Regions from separate parts of the Homo sapiens genome. Here regions 1, 2, 4 and 5 are each linked to region 3. A link is an interaction called in ENCODE POLR2A ChIA-PET data of the cell type or tissue named here. Cell type or tissue: CD4-positive, alpha-beta T cell. All regions are shown on one strand. Region 1 holds the start of TUBB (tubulin beta class I). Region 2 overlaps DHX16 (DEAH-box helicase 16). Region 3 overlaps GNL1 (G protein nucleolar 1 (putative)). Region 4 has its middle 6.9 kb from the start of HLA-E. Region 5 has its middle 14 kb from the start of MIR877.

Region 1 (4,000 bases), 180 kb after region 3:
TAATAAATCTATGGGAAGAAGCAGATGGACTCCGTCTTGAACCCACTCAATTTTTCCCCCATCAATTACCCCTCTCTCGTTTTTCAATACTGGGTCTCTTGCAGAGTTGCAGTGGCGGCCACCTGGTCAGTGAAATCAGCGAATTGAAAAACCACTGACTTCATTAACATGTCTAAAGAGGCAGGCTGAAAAAACTGAAAATCTATCAGGCATCTCATTCCATAGTTCCCTGTTTGACAAGAAGACCAAGGTGTCTTCAAAGTCTGCCCTAAGGTCCAGATCTCCTACCCACGTAGGAGACTTCTAGTTTCACAAATCCCCGATGTCGGTTTCTCTAAACTATTTTATTCTTTGAACATACTCTCCAGACAACATCGCTATCCTGAAAAGCCCTTGCTGCAATTTTGTTTCTCTTTCAAAACAATGGCTCGAAAATTTCCAAGGAAATAGCAAGAGGGCGATTCCCTTCTTGAAGTATTTGAGGGAGCAGAAGCTTACTGAAGTTCATGCCTTGGGTCACCAAAGGCCAGGGGAGGCAGAGCACGGTGCCAGACTTCTCCCCATTTTTCGCTGAACTAAGCAATCCTTTCTCCCCTAGAGGTACTGCAGCTGGGAGCTTTCAGGGCGTGTCTTCCCCACCACCCAACTTCTGGAACCCCAGACTTCTCAATTCCTGTACCCCCAAGAACTGCTCACTTTTTGTACAAAAACCTCAGGCATAGAGGAAAGGAATCTTGCGCAAGGTCGTTTTTCATTTACAAAACAAAAACCCCATGAAAACCAAACCGGTACCCACCCATTCGTCACTTCATTTTGCAGCATGGACAACAATAGGGGACTACAACTCCCAAAGAGGACTGCGCTCGTCCACTGGCTCAGAGGCCAATGGACGCCTGGTACATGACCGGCATCGACTAATCAGGGCCAGGCTCGATGAGGCTTTGTCTCCCTACCGCGCGCGGGGCCGATTCTCCCGCCTCCCAGCCCCGGCGCACGCGCGCCCCGCCCAGCCTGCTTTCCCTCCGCGCCCTCCCCTCTCCTTTCTCCCTCTCAGAACCTTCCTGCCGTCGCGTTTGCACCTCGCTGCTCCAGCCTCTGGGGCGCATTCCAACCTTCCAGCCTGCGACCTGCGGAGAAAAAAAATTACTTATTTTCTTGCCCCATACATACCTTGAGGCGAGCAAAAAAATTAAATTTTAACCATGAGGGAAATCGTGCACATCCAGGCTGGTCAGTGTGGCAACCAGATCGGTGCCAAGGTAAGAATTTTACACCTCTTTTATTTCTTTTTACAAGGAAAAATCCAGGTAAGTTATGAAAAAATGGTTGTGGGGCATTTGCACCCGCTATCCTTAATCAAGATTTGCCCCTCTCAAGTTTGTTACATTTATATATATAACAATTGTAGCTAGCATTTGCCTTTGGAAAGCTGGGAATCATTTTTCTTGGCAGGCACATTTTGGAGAAACTAGTAAAAGGGCTCTTCGGGTTTGGGGGCGGGAAGACCGAGGACTTATAAGATGTTACTTAAAAGGGCTTCTAACGGTCCGAGAACCGGGCAGGGAGAGAGATGCGGAAACGGTCGCAGACAAAGCGGGGCGAGGTTTTGCCCATGTGCATCCCGCCCAACCCCCCTGCGGGGTACTTAGGGCCAAACCGGAGCGGGAAGGGGTGAGGCCATCGGGCGGCTGCAGAGAGCTCCAGCGCAAGGGTGGGGGGCGATGCGCCAGGGTGGGCTGCGCTGGGCGCTACCTTTCACAAAAGACCAGGGACCCCAACGCGCCCGCGACCCCAGAGGGCCGGTCCTGTATTTGTTCCTGGGTGGAAGGAGAATAAGAACGGGATTAATTTTACTTGCTTTCATGGCCCCTAAGAGAGACTTTTTTAGGGCGTGAACAGATATGTCGAGAAAATGGGGGTGTGTGGTTTTCTTTAATGAGTCCCTCAGGACTTAATGGGAGAGAAAGAATCCTTTAAATCAAGGGGTAGAAATGTAGCGAAGGAATAAAAATTCCGAGGCCAAGGGGGATTTTTTTTTTTTGCGCGCGGTTACAGTGTAGCGGGGGAGGGGCGGGAGGAAGTGCGGCTGCTACGTTGTAGCAGAAGGGCGGGGCCCTGCGGGGCGGGGCCGGGGCGCCGTGGGCGCGCGGGGACAATGCGGCGTTGCCCGCCGGCAGGGGCGCGCTACCTTGGGCCCCGCCCCTCGCGCGCGGAATTTTTGTCCCTGGCCCCGCCCACGCGCGAAGTCTTTTGTCGGCGGCTCGACCTGCGCGTGCGCCGCAGTCACGTGGAGGGCGGGGGGGGTGGTCGACTGCGGCGGCAGCTCTTTCCTCAGACCCCCAGCCTTTTGTGCGCCGCGCGGTGGGGCGGTGCCCAGCTTGGGGGAAGGAGAGCGGCGCTTATCGAAGTGTGGTCGACCTCCATCCGCCCACCGAGCACTTGGGACCCGCTGCACATATCCAGAGCAGGGAAAGCTGTGGCTTTCTCGGGGGAGCGAGTGTCTAGGGGAAGGGTGTGGCAGGCCCACGGGATGCCATGCCCTAGAACAACGGCCTGAGCGCTTGTGGAATTAAAATGGGAGATGTGGGGCCGAGGTGGGCGAATTGGGATCCCTCCAGGTCAGGGGTTCGAGACCATCCTGGGCAACAAAGCGAGACCCTCCCCCATGCCACGTTTCTACAAAAAATAAAAGTAAAAAATTAGCTGGGCGTGGTGGCGCGCGTCTGTGGTCCCAGCTACTCGAGAGGCTGAGATGGGAGGATCGGTTGAGCCTGGGAGTTCCACGCTGTAGTCATCCGTGATTGCACCACTGCACTGCAGGCTGGGCAACAGGAAGACCCTGTCTTAAAAATTAGAAGAAGCTGGGCGCGGTGGCTCACCCTTGTAATCCCAGCACTTTGGGAGGCCAAGGTGGGCGGATCACGAGGTCAAGAGATCTAGACCATCCTGGCCAACATGGTGAAACCCGTCTCTACTAAAAATACAAAAAGTAGCTGGGCGTGTTGGTGCGCGCCTATAGTCCCAGCTACTCCGGGGGCTGAGGCAGGAGAATCGCTTGAACCCGGGAAGCAGAGGTTGCAGTGAGCCGAGATAGCGCCACTGCACTCCAGCCTGGTGACAGAGCGAGACTCCGTCTCAAAAAAAATTAAGAAAAAGATGAAATAAAATGGTAGTTGGGGACATAGTTGGCTGGGACTTGACCTGTTGTGGTCTCGTTGCTCCCCCTCGGCAGTTCTGGGAGGTGATCAGTGATGAACATGGCATCGACCCCACCGGCACCTACCACGGGGACAGCGACCTGCAGCTGGACCGCATCTCTGTGTACTACAATGAAGCCACAGGTAAGGGCAGGAGCCCGGGCAGCTCAGGTTCCCTTCCCTGTCTCCCACTTATCTGGGATCTCTTTCCATTTCTGGGCACGCCTTATCCCCTTTGGGTGAATCTGTCATTTTGTCCCTTTCGTGAACCACCGTCGGGGCCAAAGACGTCTGCTGCCACCTGGTGGCGGGACCTGGAATGACAAGTCTCTGATCCCTGCTGTCTCCCATTTCCAGTATATCTATAAACCTTCCCTTCTGCCAGATTTCACAGCTCTTAACTTTATTCTCTGTAGGTGGCAAATATGTTCCTCGTGCCATCCTGGTGGATCTAGAACCTGGGACCATGGACTCTGTTCGCTCAGGTCCTTTTGGCCAGATCTTTAGACCAGACAACTTTGTATTTGGTGAGTTATACAGATGATATTAGCAGATGATATACCATCGTGTTCAACTTATTTGGGTGCAAGGACACAGCAAAAGTTAGGAGATGATTGTTGTATTGGAGTGCTAATACAGAAATGTGTTCTGAAATCTAACGGAGGGTAGAGGTAGTGCCTACTATTGCTGGTAAATTATGGGGCAGTAGGGGGAGAATATATCACAGTGAAGGAGAAAGAAGATACATCCGAGGGAATTATTTGAAAAGTTGAAAGATGGAAACATCATGTATCTTCCATACC
Region 2 (4,000 bases), 130 kb after region 3:
AAACCCGAAAAATTAAATTCAGGCCAAAACAGTAACACCACTACCACCACAACTGCACTGAGATGTCCCAGAAGCCTAACCACAGTCAATTTCAGGAAGAGATATGAGATAAATTGGTCAGGAGAGACCTGGGAACCAGTAGGCCATTCTTAGAACTCCAAAAGTTGGCCGGGCACGTGGTGACTCACGCCTATAATCCCAGCACTTTGGGAGGCCGAGGCAGGTGGATCACCTGAGGTCAGGAGTTCAAGACCAGCCTGACCAACATGGAGAAACCCCATCTCTACTAAAAATACAAAATTAGCCAGGCGAGGTGGCTCATGCCTGTAATCCCAGCTACTCTGGAGGCTGAGGCAGGAGAATCGCTTGAACTCGGGAGGTGGAAGTTGCAGTGAGCCAAGATCACGCCACTGCACTTCAGCCTGAGCAACAAGTGCAAAACTCTGTTTCAAAAAAATAAATAAATGAATTTTAAAAAGTAAAAACGGCCAGGCGTAGTGGCTCATGCCTATAATCCCAACACTTTGGGAGGCCAAGGCGGGCAGATCACAAGGTCAAGAGATCAAGACCATCCTGGCCAACATGATGAAATCTCCTCTACTAAAAATACAAAAAATTAGCCGAGTGTGGTACTGCAGGCCTGTAGTCCCAGCTACTCAGGAGGCTGAGGCAGGAGAATCGCTTGATTCCTCCACCAGGGAGGCACAGGTTGTAGTGAGCTGAGATCGCACCACCACACTCCAGCCTGGCAACAGAGTGAGACTCCATCTCAAAAATAAATAAATAAAAATAAAAAATAAAACAAAACAAATAAAAAGAAGGCTGGGCATGGTGGCTCACGCCTGTAATTCCAGCTCTCTGGGAGGCCAAAGCAGGTGGATCACAAGGTCAGGGGTTCGAGACCACCCTGGCCAACATGGTGAAACCCCGTCTCTACTAAAGGTACAAAAAATTAGCCAGGCGTGGTGGTGTGCGCCTGTAATCCCAGCTACTCAGGAGGCGGAGGTTGCAGTGAGCCGAGATCGCATCATTGCACTCCAGCCTCGGTGACAGGGCAAGACCCCGTTTCAAAAAAAAGAAAAAAGGTTTAAAAAAAAAAAAAAAAAAAAAAAGGAACTTCAAGAGTCTCAAAATTCTATTGGGGTATTGGGGAATCTAAGTGTGACTTTACTTGACAAGACCAGGCCTTTGGAAAACAGCTTACCCTACCTAGTTTCACACCATAAAAAGTCCAGTTTATGAATTACAAGGGCTCTGTCCCTGTCCAGTGAGAAGACACAGGGAGATCACAAAGCCACATAAGGGGTGCAGGAATTAGGTGGTGGGAAGGTATTTGGAGATGGTGTGCCTAAGCTGAATGGTCAGCACATCCCTGTACAGTGGGACTGCTGCCCTGCCCTTGCCCTCCAGCAACCTTCTTGACAACATTCCAGCTGCCTCATATCTCATTAGGACTCAGGAATAGGGAAAGCTCACAATTTCATTCACTAATAGAGTATATTTGATCCTAAAGTTAAGAGTCAAGGAGGACTTATGGGTAGCCTCCTTCCCCCTACAACTTAAGAAGGATCCTTCCCTCAACAACATAAGTCTATCCTCAGCTGGCTCCTAACAACCAAGCCCCTCTTCTAGAAACCTGACCACCCCATCAGCATCCACACTGTGCTTCCTCTGTATCCTCTCTCCCTATACACTCTATCAGAAAGTCTTTCCTTTTGTCTTCTGATCTTGGCTCCCTAGGCCCTGGGACTCACCATGGCCTTCCGGTCTTCCTCGGCCATCTTGAGGCGCTTCTGAGCCTCTTCATAAGCCTAGAAGAAAAAACAAGAATGGAGGGGTGTGAGGCCAAAGAGCCCCCACACTGACAGCTGCTCCCCTCTAGAATCACAAGGATCATTCAGATGCGCCCTAACACAAAAAATGTCCCCTCTCAGTGAGGAATCTCTCTGATTGCAGGTACAGCAGACAGTTGTCTTAGCCACAGGATGCACAGGGCTTCTCTCACCACAGAGGTGAACATCTCACTAGAGACAGCCCCTTGTCTTCCCAGAGATCACTATCTCTGCACTCACAGCCAACCTCAGATTTCACCCTGGGATCTTGGGGATTTACAGAACATGCTGCTCCTATTCACCTTCTTGTCTGACCGTTCCAGGACATTTCGAGTCCGATCCTTGTCCCGCTGTCGAACCCGCTCAGCAAAGGCATCACGCTCCTCCAGGTCCTGAAGGCGTTCACGCTCTGTCCGTTCCCACTCATCTTCCGACTCTGGCTTCTCTGTCTGCTGTTTACTCCCCCTGCAGCCCATCCAGGGGATTAAATAAGGGCATAGAGAACACTTCAGCCTGCCCCATCCTCTCTCACCCTGCTTCTGACTTACCCTGTTTTCTTCTTCCCTTTCTCAGAAGCCTCTTCCTCCTCTTCTTCCTCACGCTTCTTCCTGAGGTGTTTCCGCTTTTTACGTTTCTTCTGGAGGCTGCTTCCAGCCCTACTCACAGTCTCCTCACTGCTCTCTTCACTGTCTTCCAGTAACCTATAAGATCGGTTCTTCTCCAGCAGGGCCCGGGCCTCTCGCTCTGCTGCCCGAGCTGGCTTTTCTACCACTGCCTTTCGTGGTACCTGTCAGTAGAGGGGAAGATAAGGAGGTCTGAGCAACTCCTGATCTCTGCCCTCCCACTTAGCTCTGTTCCTAATTTAAGCAATTACTTAGTCTTTCCTGCCCCCGCGGCCCGGCCCCACTGTCAGGCAATGGCGTGATCTCGGCTCACTTCAACCTCCGCCTCCCAGGTTCAAGCAATTCTCCTGCCTCAGCCTCCCAAGTAGCTGAGATTACAGGCACATGCCACCACGCCCGACTATTTTTGTATTTTTAGTAGAGATGAGGTTTCACCATGTTGGCCAGGCTGGTCTCAAACTCCTGACCTCATGATCCACTCACCTCAGCCTCCCAAAGTGCTGGGATTACAGGCATGAGCCACCACACCCGGGCACAATTACTTAGTTTTAAACCAGCTAACCAGCATTCATTCTCTTTCTTCCTCATGGCTTCACCCCATCTTCATCATCCTGAATGGGGTTTTTTATTTTTTTTTACAGACAGGGTTTCACTCTGTCCCTCTTGGGCTCAAGGGATCCTCCCACCTCAGGCTCCTAAGTAGCTAGAAACACAGGTGCACACTACCACGCTCAACTAATTTTTAATTTTTTTGTAGGACGAAGGTTTCGCCATGTTGCCCAGGCTGGTCTCGAACTCCTGGGCTCAAGTAATCCTCCTGCCTCAGCCTCCCGGGGTGCTGGGATTACAGGTGTGAGCCACTGCACCCGGCCCCCTCTGTTAATTAAACGACTGAAAGGAAGTTCAGAAGATGAGGGGGGCCGGGCATGGTGGCTCACGCCTGTAATCTCAGCACTCTGAGGGGGCTGAGAGAGGATTGCTTGAGCTGAGGAGTTAGAGACCAGCCTGCGCAACACACCAAGGCCTCATCTCTAAAAATAAAAATAAAAATAAAAGATATTAGCCGGGGGTGGTGGCGCGCGCCCGTAGTCCCAGCTACCGGGGAAGATGAGGTGGGAGGGTCGCTTCAACCAGGGAGGTCGACGCTGTAGTGAGCCGTGATCTTACGACCGCACTCCAGCCTGGGCGACGGGGCGAGCGAGACTGTGTCTCTCAAAAAAAAAAAAAAGAAAGAAAGAAATGCAGAAACTAAGATCCCTACTGAATCGCAATCTGCATTTTAACAAGAACCTTGGATGCATGTTAAGAGTTCGAGAAACACCGTTCTATTGCGCTTAACCCGACACACCTAAGCCCTCCTCAATCTTCTCCACTGAGCTGGGCGTCCAGCAGCTAGCACAGTACCTACGCGACAACGGACAAAGAATAAGTGCTTGTGAACTGAGCTTTCTTAACTTCTCGATGGACCGTTAGGCCAGCCTCACCGGGACAAATCACAGGGCCCCTCCCCACCCCTGCCGACACCTTGTTCCAGAGTCTCAGGGC
Region 3 (4,000 bases):
GGGAGGCGGAGTTTGCAGTGAGCTGAGATTGCACCAGTGCACTCCAACCTGGGTGACAGAGCAAGACTCCGTCTCAAAAAAAAAAAAAAAAAAGAAAGAAAGAAAGAAAATATGGTATATATACCGTGGAATGCTATTCAGCCTTTAAAAAGAAATTTTGTCATTTGAGACAGCGTTAATGGAATTGGAGAACATTATGCTGAGTGAAGTAAGCCAGGCACAGAAAGACAAATACTGTATGTTCTCACTTATAAGTGGAATCTAAAACAATCGAACTTAAAGGAGGAGAGAGCAGAATAGTAGTTACCAGAGGCTGGGGGTCTGGGGTAAATGGGGATATGATGGTTAAAGGTTACAAAGCTTCATTGGACTGGAAAAATAAGCTTTTCTTTTTCTTTGAGATATACTGCACAGCAAAGTGAATATAGTAAATAATTCTTGGACATTTCATAAGTGTTGAGGGTAAATATCTTTTTTACATTTTTAACATATTCCCTCCTCTGAATGTAGAGAGTAAATTTCAAACATTCTCACCACAAAAAAAGTAAGTATTTAAAAGTGATAGATGTTGGGCCGGGTGCAGTGGCTCACGTCTGTAATCCCAGCACTTTGGGAGGTGGAGGTGGGTGGATCACCTGAGGTCAGGAGTTGGAGACCAGCCTGGCCAACATGGTGAAACCCCGTCTCTACTAAAAATACAAAAAATTAGCCGGGCATGGTGGCGGACGCCTGTAATGCCAGCTACTCGGGAGGCTGAGGCAGAAGAATCACTTGAACCCGGGAGGCGGAAGTTGCAGTGAGCCGAGATTGCACCACTGCACTCCAGCCTGGGCAACAAGAGTGAAACTCCATCTCAAAAAAAAAAAAGTGATAGATGTTAATTTGCTTGATTTAATCATCCCACAGTGTATTCATGAATCATAACATCACTTTGTACGCCATAAATATATACAACTATAATTTGCCAATTTACAATTAAAGGTTAAAATTTTTAAAAATAAAAGGTAATGACAACAAAAAAAATGGATAAGTAGACAGAAAAATCGATTAATACAGAAGCTGGCAAAAACTAGTAAAGCAAATATGGCAAAATGTAGAATTTGTTGAATCTTTCAGTATTTGGGTGTTTATTGTTCTTTTTCTATGTTAGAAATTTTTCAAAATAAAAAGTTGCAAATGATTTCCATATTATTCTGATTTTTACACAGTAACAGAAAACATTCCTGGCTGCAGCTCATTAATATTTCTTCTTTGTTCTCCTGAGGAATCAAAAGATTCTCATTTATGATATGTCAAAAGGCACATAAAGAAACATATCCAAACTTTGTTGTCTCTTCATTCAAGTTTGGCTTTAATATTTTATTAAAAATTTTTGTATTTGTAAATATTAAAACACTGAAACTTGCTACTGACACAAGAACGACAATGCACTAACAATAAAATCAAAGTAGAAGCTAAACTATTCAGAAGCAGTAGCAACTCCATGATTCCAAGGTAATTTAAACAGGCAATTTCAGAGTGCTTCAAGATGAAGGCGCAAAGCAGCCTCTCAGCCTGCAGTGATGCTACGACACCGGCAGATGGCGCTGCAAAGCTTCTCAAATGCAGCGGGAAGTCCATTTACCAACGGCTGTTGCGATCTCTTAATTAGCTTGAACTGAGTTTGTATTAGAATTTATAATTTTTACTGCATATTGCAGTTACTCGTATATTACTGACACTGGAACAGACATGTTTTAACAAACTGGTTGAGCCGTATCAGTGCGAACCAGCTGAATGTCAGCGCTGTTCCCTCCTGTGACAGAAGCCACCGGCGCCTGCCTGAGGGCACTCCCCTCACTGGGACTCTCAGTACCACGCCCACCTGTCCCCAAGGTTTGTTTCATCACTAAGCCCCACCTTCCAGCATTTTCACCTTTCTCCTTCACTTGATCCTTCTTCCTAACATCGTGTTAACACACTCCAAACTAAAAAAGTTCCTCAACTGCATATACTCTGCTCCCTCCATTTTTTTCTTTCATTGCAATCACTGCCAAACATTTTGAAAATTCTCTCCTCACCTCCACTGCCTTTACGCTTTTCCTCCAAATTATTCCTTAACCCTCTGACATCTGGGGCTTCTGATTCCACCTCTCCAAAGAAATGCTCCCACCAAGACCATGGAGGCCCCTCTCGTTGCTGGTGGATACTCGTTCATTTTCCCCGCCACCACCCATCAGCAGCGTTCCACGCCGCCCTTCCTTCCTTCCTTCCTCCCCTAGCTTCATCACACCACGTTACTAGGTTTTTCCTGTCTCACTGGCTCCTTTCCCTGCTCTCCTTTTTATATGTTTCCTGCTTTCTTCCTCAGCCTTCTCTGCTCCCCACACCTATATGTTGATGATGCCCAAATCTCTGTCTCCAGCCACGACCTCTCTTTCCCCAAGCTCCATTTGCATAAACTGTCTCTGATGAGATTTAGGGCGCTTACGGTGGTATGGCTGTAGACAACTGTCTCAGGAAACAGACCCATGACCCACCCAGTTGCCAAGTCAGAAACAGGATGTATACTCTTGACTTGTCTCTCTCCCCTACACAGCAAAACAATCCCAAGACATGTCAATTCTATCTCCTGAGCAACCCATAAAACGATTTCTCTTCTTTCCATCTTCCATTACCCTAATTCTGGTGTTCATTCTCTCTCCCTGGGATGGCTGTAAAAGCCTCTGATTTCTCCCCTTTCCAAACCAGTCTCCACACTGCAACCATAGTGATCTAAGGCACAATTCTCACCTTTTCAGTCTTAGGCTTAAAGTTCAACATCCCTCTGGATACAGTCTAAATCTTTAACACGGCTGAAAAGGCCCAGCAAGAGCTGGACCAAGCCCACCTCTCCAGCTTCACCTTTCCTCATTTCTCCTTTGCACCCTCTGCCTCTGAACAAGTTACAGTCTTCCAAAGTTGTCATGTTTCTTGACCTTTGCTGTCTCCTCTGCCCAGAATGCAATTTCCCTGTCTGGCTAACTCCTGTCCAGCATTTGGCCTCAGCATGGACATCTGTTCCTCTAGGACGCTTCCCCTGATTCACCAAGACCAGCTTAACTGCCCCTACTGGCTGTTCCTATAGCAATTCTTTACCACAGACTACTGATTTTTTGTGTTTGTTTTGTTTTGGCAGTCTGACATAACTTTATACTAATGCAGCTTCTAGCCCTGTCCCCCACTCCTTCCTGATCAGTATCCCAATGTCCCTCCTATATGGAGCCACCACTACCCCACAGGATCCTGTACCACCCTTCTCCCAGAACTTATCACACTTTTTTTTTGTAATTGTGTTTCCATTCTCCAATAAATTGTGAGCGCCACAAAGAACCATTTCTATCTCACTTACCACTTGGAAGTGACTGGCAGGTAGTAATTGCTCAACAAATGTTCTATGAGTGAATGAATCCTTGGGATAATTATAGTACTAACCATCTTATTTAGTTATGACAGTTCAATAGAAACACGTAAAATAATGCTTTTATAGTTTACATACTGCTATAGAGCTATTGTATTATATTATTATTATTCTATTCCTACCCTCTATTGCTTGAGAGTAGGATATTGCCTTATTCAATTTTGGTTATTGTCCCAGAACTCAGGGATATATGTCTGGCATATATTGTTTTTAACCAATTTTTGTTGACTGTATCAATGATTGTAAGAAGTGAACAAAGGGCCAGATAATTGAACTATCCTGGACCACACACAGCTACCCTGTTCCAGAAGCAGGACTATAATCCCATCTGGAAAAAGGGAAACTTGGAAGTTGACATCTAAATGAAATTCCAGCATGGATGAGAGAAGCCCTGATTTCTCTCCATCAAGAGACTAGCCAGCTATGGAAGCCACCAGAGCCCCAGACCTCCATGGTCAAGTATTCACATAGTAGACATGACCCAGACAAGAGGGTGCGTATTTCAGCGTGGAGGGGAGACTGGGCCCTTGGTTTCCTGTGTCTTTGTAGTCAGTTCTAACC
Region 4 (4,000 bases), 59 kb before region 3:
CAGTCGAGGCTGGCACCCACCTTAGCCTCCTCCTCTCCCAGCCTTCCTCCACACACCAGGCAACTCACCCTGCCGGCAAGCTCGGGGTTTCATGAAGTGCCAGGCACTGGTGGGAAGTGGTCAGGAGATAACACAAACCCTGATCTCCGCAACCAGCCTCAGGAAGTCCTTCTGAAACCTACCCAGCCCCATTCCTGCCGCAGCCTGGGTGCTTTCCCCGGCGGAGCCACACGTCTGCAGAGGGTGATTCTAGAACACCCTTCCTCCCAATAACCCAGGGCTTCCTCCTTCATCTGCTTCAGGACTCAGCTCGCATGGCACCTCTCGGGAAATCTCACTCTCATGATAATAACTTCAAATTGCACCTGGCTCCTTTCATCTTCCGTGCCTTGCTTTTCTCTTAATCATCCTTTATTTTCGGACACCCCTGTAGTTGACTTCAGTGACTTTTTATTGGCCACGTCTTTCAACCGAAGGTAAATTCCTTGAGAGCCATGATTTGTGCCTGTTTGGATTTGACCCAAGCGCCTAGAATAGCGCCTGACGAAAAGTAGATGCTCAACCAACAGTTAGGGGCTGAATAAATCTAGAGACCAGAACCTCTTAAAGTTGAGTCTGGGGCTGACAGGTCGGTATTTTCCCAATATATGATTTTTGAGGTCCACAGGGGAGCGGTGGGGAGAGGCTTACCCAGGGTGGTGAGCGCAGCCTCAGTGGCAGAAATCCCCGTGCGCCCCCTCCTGCCGCAGAGGAAGACAGACCCCTACGGAGCCTCCAGGGCGCAGTCTCCAGGGCGGAGTCCCGGGGCGCTTCGGGCAGGGAGTCTGGGCCAAAGCGCCAAAATCCGCCGCTGTCGCTCAGCTGCAGCACGTTTCGCGCTGGGGAGCCTCTCCTGGTGGGCGACCGTCATGGACAATCGACAAGACCAGAAATTAGATTTGAGTCCAGAATCAAGGACCTTTAAGCAGGGATTGGAGATGGCAGGGGGCCAGGATTAAGGGATATAGACAGCAGGTCCTGTCTGCTTAGGTTGCAAATGGGAAGAAGAGGCCGGATGCCAGGGTCCTGGACTCTCAGGGTTCGGGTGGGGCCAGAATCCTGGACTCTCAAGGCTGGGGAGGGGCCGCCCTCCAGGATCCAATAGGGTATAGGTTCAGATGCCTGGGTCCTGGAGGTCCGGGTAGTGGCGGAGGAACCGCCCTCGGGTTCCCGATGGATTGGGGACAAATGCTCAGCCCAGTCTGATTCCAGAAATCCTTGTAACCCAATATAGTCTCCAGCTCCGATGCCATGTCCTTCCCGGGTCCCAACGTGCTGGGGCTGGAGACTCATCTAGGGGATTCCGGGGAGGAGGGATCTTCCTCTCTGGAAGCAGCAGAACAAATTTCAGGGACTCAGGAGTCCAAGGCCTCATTCCAAAAACACTGAGAGGCTGCGTACTGGGAGCACAGTATGTCTGTGGGGTCCACCCAGACCTGGGAACCAGGTCTTAGGGCCTGCAGACCTCCCTCTGCCTTGAGGTCAGAGTCCACTGCCACTAACTGGGAGGAAACACCTGTCGCGGGACGGGGTCGCCCGCATGTGCACAGAGCCCTGTTCTGCCGAGATCCGAAGGGGAACCTGGGGAGGTCCCAGATGGGGAAGGGACAGGAGAGCTGGGTGTCTCTCCTCAGTCCTTCGGCCACACGGGGCCGCTGCCGCTCTACGCTTGGGTTCTGATGAGCTGCTCTGGAGAGGACGGGGCGGTGGTCTGAGTAAGACACAGATTGTTGATCCAGAAAGGATGTATCAATGAGGTGGGGCTGGGGTTGTCCAGGGGGTGGAAAGGCCTTCTGAGAAGCCCTGGACTGCGCGGGGTTCCGGCTCTGCGGAACAGAGGAGGGCTCTGGAGCTGCCTGTCTCTGAGGTTTCCAACTCCTCCTTGCAAACCCTCCCTCCAGCCTTTTCATGGCAACACTCCAGGAAAATGGAAAGTTGATCATTTTTTTCTTCCACTCCTTAATCCTTTCCTGACTGCTACTTTTAGATAATTTTATTTTAGAAGAGTTTTAAATTTACATAAAAGTTGCAATGGTAGTACAGAGTTGCCATCCGCTCCACAGTCAGTTTCCCCTGATGTTAACATCTCTCATTACTATGGTCCATTTGTCACAGCTAATGAAGCCATTTTCATACCTTATTATTACTAAACTGCAGACTTTATTTGGAGTTCATTAGCGTTCCCCTAATGTCCTTTCTGTGTTTCAGGATTCCATGGAGAATATCACACTACATTTAGTCTCTGTCGTGCCTCCACGGCATCCTCTGGTCTGTGACAATTCCTGAGATTTTCCTAATTTTTGATGCCTTTCACAATATCGGGAAGTACTGACCAGATATATTGTAAAATATCCCTCAAACTGAATTTAGTTGGGGTGTAGATCATGGTTAGACTATGGTTATGGATGTTTAGATGAGGTGAAGTGCTGTTCTCCAAACACATTATCAAGATTATATCAATTTGATGTACCACTGTTGATGTTGAAGTTGACCATCCATATTTTTACTTCCTGTAGCTGCCACAAAAATGCCCTCAAAGTTGGCAACTTACAACAACAGAAAATTATTCTTTCACAGTTCTGGAGGCCCAGGGCATTGGTCAGCGTTCTTTGGCTTGTAGCCCCATTGCTCCAGTCTCTGCCTCCTTCTTCACATTGCCTTCTCCTCTTCTGACTCTCTCTTCTGTGTACCTGTTAGGAAGACACTTTTCATTGGATTTAGGGCCCACCTAGGTCATCCAGGAGGATCTCCTCATTTCAATATCCTCAGCTTAATTACATCTGCAAAGACCCTTTTTTTCCAAACAACTTGAAATTCACAGCTTCTGGGGACTAGGACAGAAACATATCTTTGTGGGGACAACCATTCAACCCACTACATCTGGCTAAGCTAATATTTCCCAGAGTGGCAATCCACCAGTGCACCCCAGGTTACAATCCTCATTCTAATTCCCAAATAAACTCAACATATTTGGACATTTCTTTAATGTCTTTTTTTTTTTAGGTTGAAAAATCTGGTATCAGAAGTGATCCTGAAGAAAGATTACCTTTGGAAGAGACTTATGCTGAGTTCATTGCTTGATTTCTTGCCTCTGTTTCTGAACATCTTTTGAGAGCAAAATTTACTTTCTAAAAAGATGGGTATGTGTCGACCCTTTAAAAGCTGTTTGGGCTATTGTCGCCATTCAATGAGAAACTTCAGTCTCCCCAAAGAGAAATTATCTGTTGTCAGGATAAACTGGTACATGAATAAACAAAATTGCCATTAGGGGTCGCACCAGTCTCAAGAAAAATCTGGAGAAAATGGTCACAGGATGGACAATTAGATCACAGGCTGCCCACTAAGTAAAAACAAAAATCCTATACTAGGCACACTATTAAAAAACAAATCGCTCCAGCCTCTACCATTTCCTCACAGGGATTATGGAATTTTTCTTTTGCTGTCGAGAAATTAATAAGAGGCAGAACAGGATGCCAAAATTCCAAAGCATCCAATATAGGCCGTCTTCTGGGACTCCTGTCAGCTATATGGTCAAAATTTATGGTCGGTGGCTCATGCCTATAATCCCAGCACCTTGGGAGACCAAGGTGGAAGGATCACTTGAGCTCATGAGTTTGAAACCATCCTGGGCAACATAGCAAGAGCTCATCTCTATTTTTAAAAATTAAAATAAATAAGGAAAGAAAAAAAAATTAAGGTCCTCTCCTGTGTACGTTTTGAAATCAATGGGTAGAGTACGCCAAAGTTAATTTGGATCTTCAATGGCCATCCTTGGGGCCTTTTGAGTTCCCCAAACTTGTCTTCCTTAAAACAAAACTAGAAGACCATGGTCCTAAAATTAAACAATGTGAATGGGAGGCTTAGTTTACTTGGTACTTCAAAGTTTCATAATGCATTCGGGATTCAAACATTGCCTCCCTCTAAGATTCTATCACAAAATTAACTGAGACCAGCAAACAGT
Region 5 (4,000 bases), 56 kb after region 3:
ACCTGTAATCCCAGCACTTTGGGAGGCCAAGGCGGGTGGATCACCTGAGGTCAGGAGTTCGAGACCAGCCTGGACAACATGGTAAAACCCCATCTCTACTAAAAATACAGAAATTAGCCAGGCGTGGTGGCAGGTGCCTACAATCCCAGCTACTCAGGAGGCTGAGGCAGGAGAATCCTTGAACCCAGGGGGCAGTGAGCCAAGATCGTGCCATTTCACTCCAGCCTGGGCAAAAGAGTGAAACTTGTCTAAAAAAAAAAAACAGGTTTCTTTGAATTTTTTTTTTTTTTTTTTTTGAGATGAAATTTTGCTGTCACCCAGGCTGGAGTGCAATGGCACGATCTCAGCTCACTGCAACCTCCGCCTCCTGGGTTCAAACGATTCTTCTGCCTCAGCCTCCAGAGTAGCTGGGATTACAGGCACCAGTCACCACGCCCGGCTAATTTTTTGTATTTTTAGTAGAGACGGTTTCACCATGTTGGTCAGGTTGCTCTCGAACTCCTGATCTCAGGTGATCCACGCGCCTCGGCCTCCCAAAGTGCTGGGATTACAGGCGTGAGCCACCACGCCTGGCCGAATTTTCATAAATGATTTGAAAGAAAATGAGCTCATTCTTTCTTTTTTTTTCAGACGGAGTCTTGCTCTGTCGCCATCCTGGAATGCAGTAGCGTTATCTCGGCTCACTGCAACCTCTGCCTCCTGGATTCAAGCGATTCCCCTGCCTCAGCCTCCCAAGTAGCTGGGACTACAGGTGCGTGCCACCACTCCCGGCTAATTTTTTTTTTTTTTTGAGACAGAGTCTTGCTCTGTCGCCCAGGCTGGAGTGCAGTGGCGCGATCTCTGCTCGCTGCAAGCTCCACCTCCCGGGTTCATGCCATTCTCCTGCCTCAGTCTCCTCAGTAGCTGGGATTACAGGCACCCGCCACCACACCCACCTAAGTTTTTGTATTTTTAGTAGAGAAGGGGTTTCACCTTGTTAGCCAGGATGGTCTCCATCTCCTGACCTCATGATCTGCCCGCTTCGGCCTCCCAAAGTGCTGGGATTACAGGCGTGAGCCACCGCGCCTGGCAATTTTTGTATTTTTAATAGAGACGGGGTTTCACCATGTTGGCTAGGATGGTCTCCATCTCCTGACCTTGGGATTTGCCCGCCTCGGCCTCCCAGAGTGTTGGGATTACAGGTGTGAGCCACCGCGCTCGGCCGAGCTTATTCTTAAAATACAGTAAAAACTTTAAGCTCTCTTTTAAGGTTCTTGTGGCTTGTTGCAGGAGATAGAAGAAAGGTGAGAAGCAGGCAGTAAATGGAAGCAGAAAGAGACACAAAGTTGTGACCACTAGGTTGTGACATGTTTGGGTTTTTTCACTTGAGCTGTATACTTCTTTGGTATTTCACGCCCTAGCCTGGTCCTTAGATTATGTCTTCTCAGGTCTTCTCCCAGTGCACACAGCAACAACAGACTGACCTGAACACCTCCGCCCACACACACCAAGCCTGGGCAAGGGGAAGGTAAAACTACCCACTTTGGGCCTACATGCAGTGAGGCCTTTCAGATACTGATAAAACATTGTTGCCCCCTCATGTGGCCAATGCTGGAAATACAGCTGAGACACGTATTCCAGGGCAGTGTAGCAGCCTCAGCAACTGGGAATTTGTTAGAAATGCATATCTCGGGATCCATCCTGACCTACTAAATCAGAATTTTGCTGGACCCTACCCCCAATCTGTCTGTTTTTTCTTTTTGTTTTGTTTTTGTTTTTTGAGATGGAGATGGAGTCTGGCTCTGTCACCCAAGCTGAAGTGCAGTGGTGTGATCTCTGCTCACTGCAACCTCCACTTCCCGGGTTCAAGTGATTCTCCTGCTTTAGTCTCCCAAGTAGCTGGGATTACAGGCGCGAGCCACCATGCCTGACTAATTTTTGTATTTTTAGTAGAGATGGGATTTCACCATGTTGGCCAGGCTGGTCACAAACTCCTCACCTCAGGTGATCCATCCGCCTTGGCCTCTCAAAGTGCTGGGATTACAGGCATAAGCCACTGCATCCAACCCAAATTTGTTTTTTTTTTTCTTTCTTTTTTTTTTTTTTTTTTTTGAGACCAAGTTTCGCTCTTGTTACCCAGACTGGAGTGCAATGGTGCGATCTCGGCTCACCACGACCTCCACCTCCCGGGTTCAAGCAATTCTCCTGCCTCGGCCTCCCGAGTAGCTGGGATTACAGGCATGCGCCACCACGCCCGGCTAATTTTTGTATTTTTAGTGGAGACGGGGGTTCTCCATGTTGGTCAGGCTGGTCTCGAACTCCTGACCTCCTGATCTACCCGCCTTGGCCTCCCAAAGTGCTGGGTTTACAGGTATGAGCCACTGCACCCGGCCCCAGATTTGTTTTCTAATAAGCTCTTCAGATGATCCTGATGAATGCTAACAGACTTGAAAACCGCCATTCTCAACCCACATGTTAAAACATGTTAATATCTTCAACTGCCCCATATCTGCCACACACACTCCCCCCAGAGTGATGTATCCTTTCTTTTTTTTTTCAGATGGAGTTTCACTCTTGTTGCCCAGGCTGGAGTGCAGTGGTGCAGTCTGCAACCTCTGCCTCCTGGGTTCAAGCGATTCTCCTGCCTTCCGAGTAGCTGGGATAACAGGCGCCAGTAACCACACCCAGCTAATTTTTGTATTTTTAGTAGAGATGGGGTTTCTTCATGTTGGCCAGGCTGGTCTCGAACTTCTGACCTCAGGTGATCCAACTGCTTCGGCCTCCCAAGGTGCTGGGATTACAGGCGTGAGCCACCACGCCCAGCTTTAATTTCTGGTTTAAGAGTGGAGGCCAGGCGCGGAAATGGGGAAATGGAGTTTCCCTATGTTGCTTAGGGTAGTTTTGAACTCCTGGGTTCAAGTGATCGTCCCATGTGGGCCTCCCAAAGTGCTGGGATTACAGGCGTGAGCCAACATGCCCAGCTTTAATTTCTGGTTTAAGAAGAGTGGAGGCCAGGCGCGGAAATGGGGAAATGGAGCTTCCCTATGTTGCTTAGGGTAGTTTTGAACTCCTGGGTTCAAGTGATCCTCCCATGTTGGCGTCCCAAAGTGCTCGGATTACTGGCTTGAGCCACCATGCCTGGCCAGAGCCACTTTGGGAAGAGCAGTCTATACTTACCCTTTGTTTTTTTGTGACGGAATTTTGCCCTGTCACTCAGGCTGGAGTGCAGTGGCATGATCTCGGCCCACTGCAACCTGCACCTCCTGGGTTTAAGGGATTCTCCCGCCTCAGCCTCCGGAGTAGCTGGGTTATAGGCACCCAGCTAATGTTTGTATTTTTAGTAGAGACGGGGTTTTGTCATGTTGGCCAGGCTGGTCTCCAACTCCTGACCTCAGGTGATCCACCCACCTCGCCTTCCCAAAGTGATGGGATTACAGGCATGACCCAATATGCCTGGCTTTTTTTTTTTTTTTTTTTTTTTGAGACAGGGTCTTGCTCTGTTGCTCCGGCTGGATTGCAGTGGTACAATCATAGCTGTGAGTTTGAACTCCCAGGCTCAAGTGATCCTCTCGCCTCAGCCTCCCAGGTAGCTGGAACTAAAGGCATGTGCCACCATGCCTAATATTTTTTGTATTTTTTGTACAGACCTGGTCTCCCTATGTTGCTCAGGCTGGTCTCAAACTCCTGGGCTCAAGTAGTCTTCCCACCTCGGCCTCCCAAAAGTGCTGGGATTACAGACATGAGCCACTGATACCCAACACTAACCTGGCTAAGGTCACCCAGGCTGTAGAGAGGTAGAGCTGGGACAATGGCCTTTATCTGACTCCAGCATCCTCAGGATTTCCTCCCTTATCTGTAGAATGTGGATAAGATGACCAAGAACACATCCTAGAGGGCACGATAGCCAGGATAGGACTGTTCTAGGAACACACACGAGGCGTGTTAAAGAAGACTCAGAAAGATGAAAACCAGGAAAGAGCCCTGTGGCCGAGATCTACTCTGTATCCTAGAGTATTTTATG

The links. ChIA-PET counts read pairs that join two places held together with the same protein. Peaks named below come from ENCODE experiments on the same cell type or tissue, not always from the same donor. Only the 100,000 strongest peaks of a DNase experiment are listed, where the experiment ranks them.
Region 1: POLR2A ChIA-PET joins it to region 3 with 19 read pairs; 15 of 35 experiments call an interaction of 5 or more read pairs at or near these places.
Region 2: POLR2A ChIA-PET joins it to region 3 with 13 read pairs; 13 of 35 experiments call an interaction of 5 or more read pairs at or near these places.
Region 4: POLR2A ChIA-PET joins it to region 3 with 13 read pairs; 28 of 35 experiments call an interaction of 5 or more read pairs at or near these places.
Region 5: POLR2A ChIA-PET joins it to region 3 with 22 read pairs; 24 of 35 experiments call an interaction of 5 or more read pairs at or near these places.

What each region holds. Positions count from the first base shown.
Region 1 is chr6:30,719,305-30,723,304 of GRCh38, forward strand. TUBB (tubulin beta class I) reads left to right here and starts at 1,048. Exons shown (of 4, transcript NM_178014.4): 1 at 1,048-1,259; 2 at 3,233-3,341; 3 at 3,614-3,724. The coding sequence starts at 1,203. RefSeq lists an enhancer at 674-1,572. In CD4-positive, alpha-beta T cell, CTCF peaks have their summits at 2,184, 3,502 (motif pointing left) and 3,701; DNase peaks (open chromatin) are centred at 917, 2,177, 2,757, 3,477 and 1 weaker place; H3K4me3 peaks cover 3,244 bases; H3K27ac peaks cover 2,169 bases.
Region 2 is chr6:30,668,656-30,672,655 of GRCh38, forward strand. It overlaps DHX16 (DEAH-box helicase 16), which reads right to left. Exons shown (of 20, transcript NM_003587.5): 1 at 3,980-4,000; 2 at 2,381-2,619; 3 at 2,135-2,297; 4 at 1,755-1,811. Among named protein-coding and RNA genes, the nearest start is that of DHX16, 2.4 kb to the right of the region's middle. RefSeq lists an enhancer at 2,272-2,870. In CD4-positive, alpha-beta T cell, no CTCF peak of the experiment used is centred here; a DNase peak (open chromatin) is centred at 2,266; H3K4me3 peaks cover 842 bases; H3K27ac peaks cover 132 bases.
Region 3 is chr6:30,540,054-30,544,053 of GRCh38, forward strand. GNL1 (G protein nucleolar 1 (putative)) reads right to left here. Exons shown (of 12, transcript NM_005275.5): 12 at 1,328-4,000. Among named protein-coding and RNA genes, the nearest start is that of GNL1, 14 kb to the right of the region's middle. In CD4-positive, alpha-beta T cell, CTCF peaks have their summits at 1,581 (motif pointing right) and 1,798; DNase peaks (open chromatin) are centred at 1,598, 2,498 and 3,968; H3K4me3 peaks cover 1,224 bases; H3K27ac peaks cover 2,266 bases.
Region 4 is chr6:30,480,560-30,484,559 of GRCh38, forward strand. No RefSeq gene overlaps it. Among named protein-coding and RNA genes, the nearest start is that of HLA-E, 6.9 kb to the right of the region's middle. In CD4-positive, alpha-beta T cell, CTCF peaks have their summits at 1,683, 3,318 (motif pointing right) and 3,518; DNase peaks (open chromatin) are centred at 172, 762, 1,692, 3,312 and 1 weaker place; H3K27me3 peaks cover 1,652 bases.
Region 5 is chr6:30,595,939-30,599,938 of GRCh38, forward strand. No RefSeq gene overlaps it. Among named protein-coding and RNA genes, the nearest start is that of MIR877, 14 kb to the left of the region's middle. In CD4-positive, alpha-beta T cell, CTCF peaks have their summits at 1,585 and 1,791; a DNase peak (open chromatin) is centred at 1,573.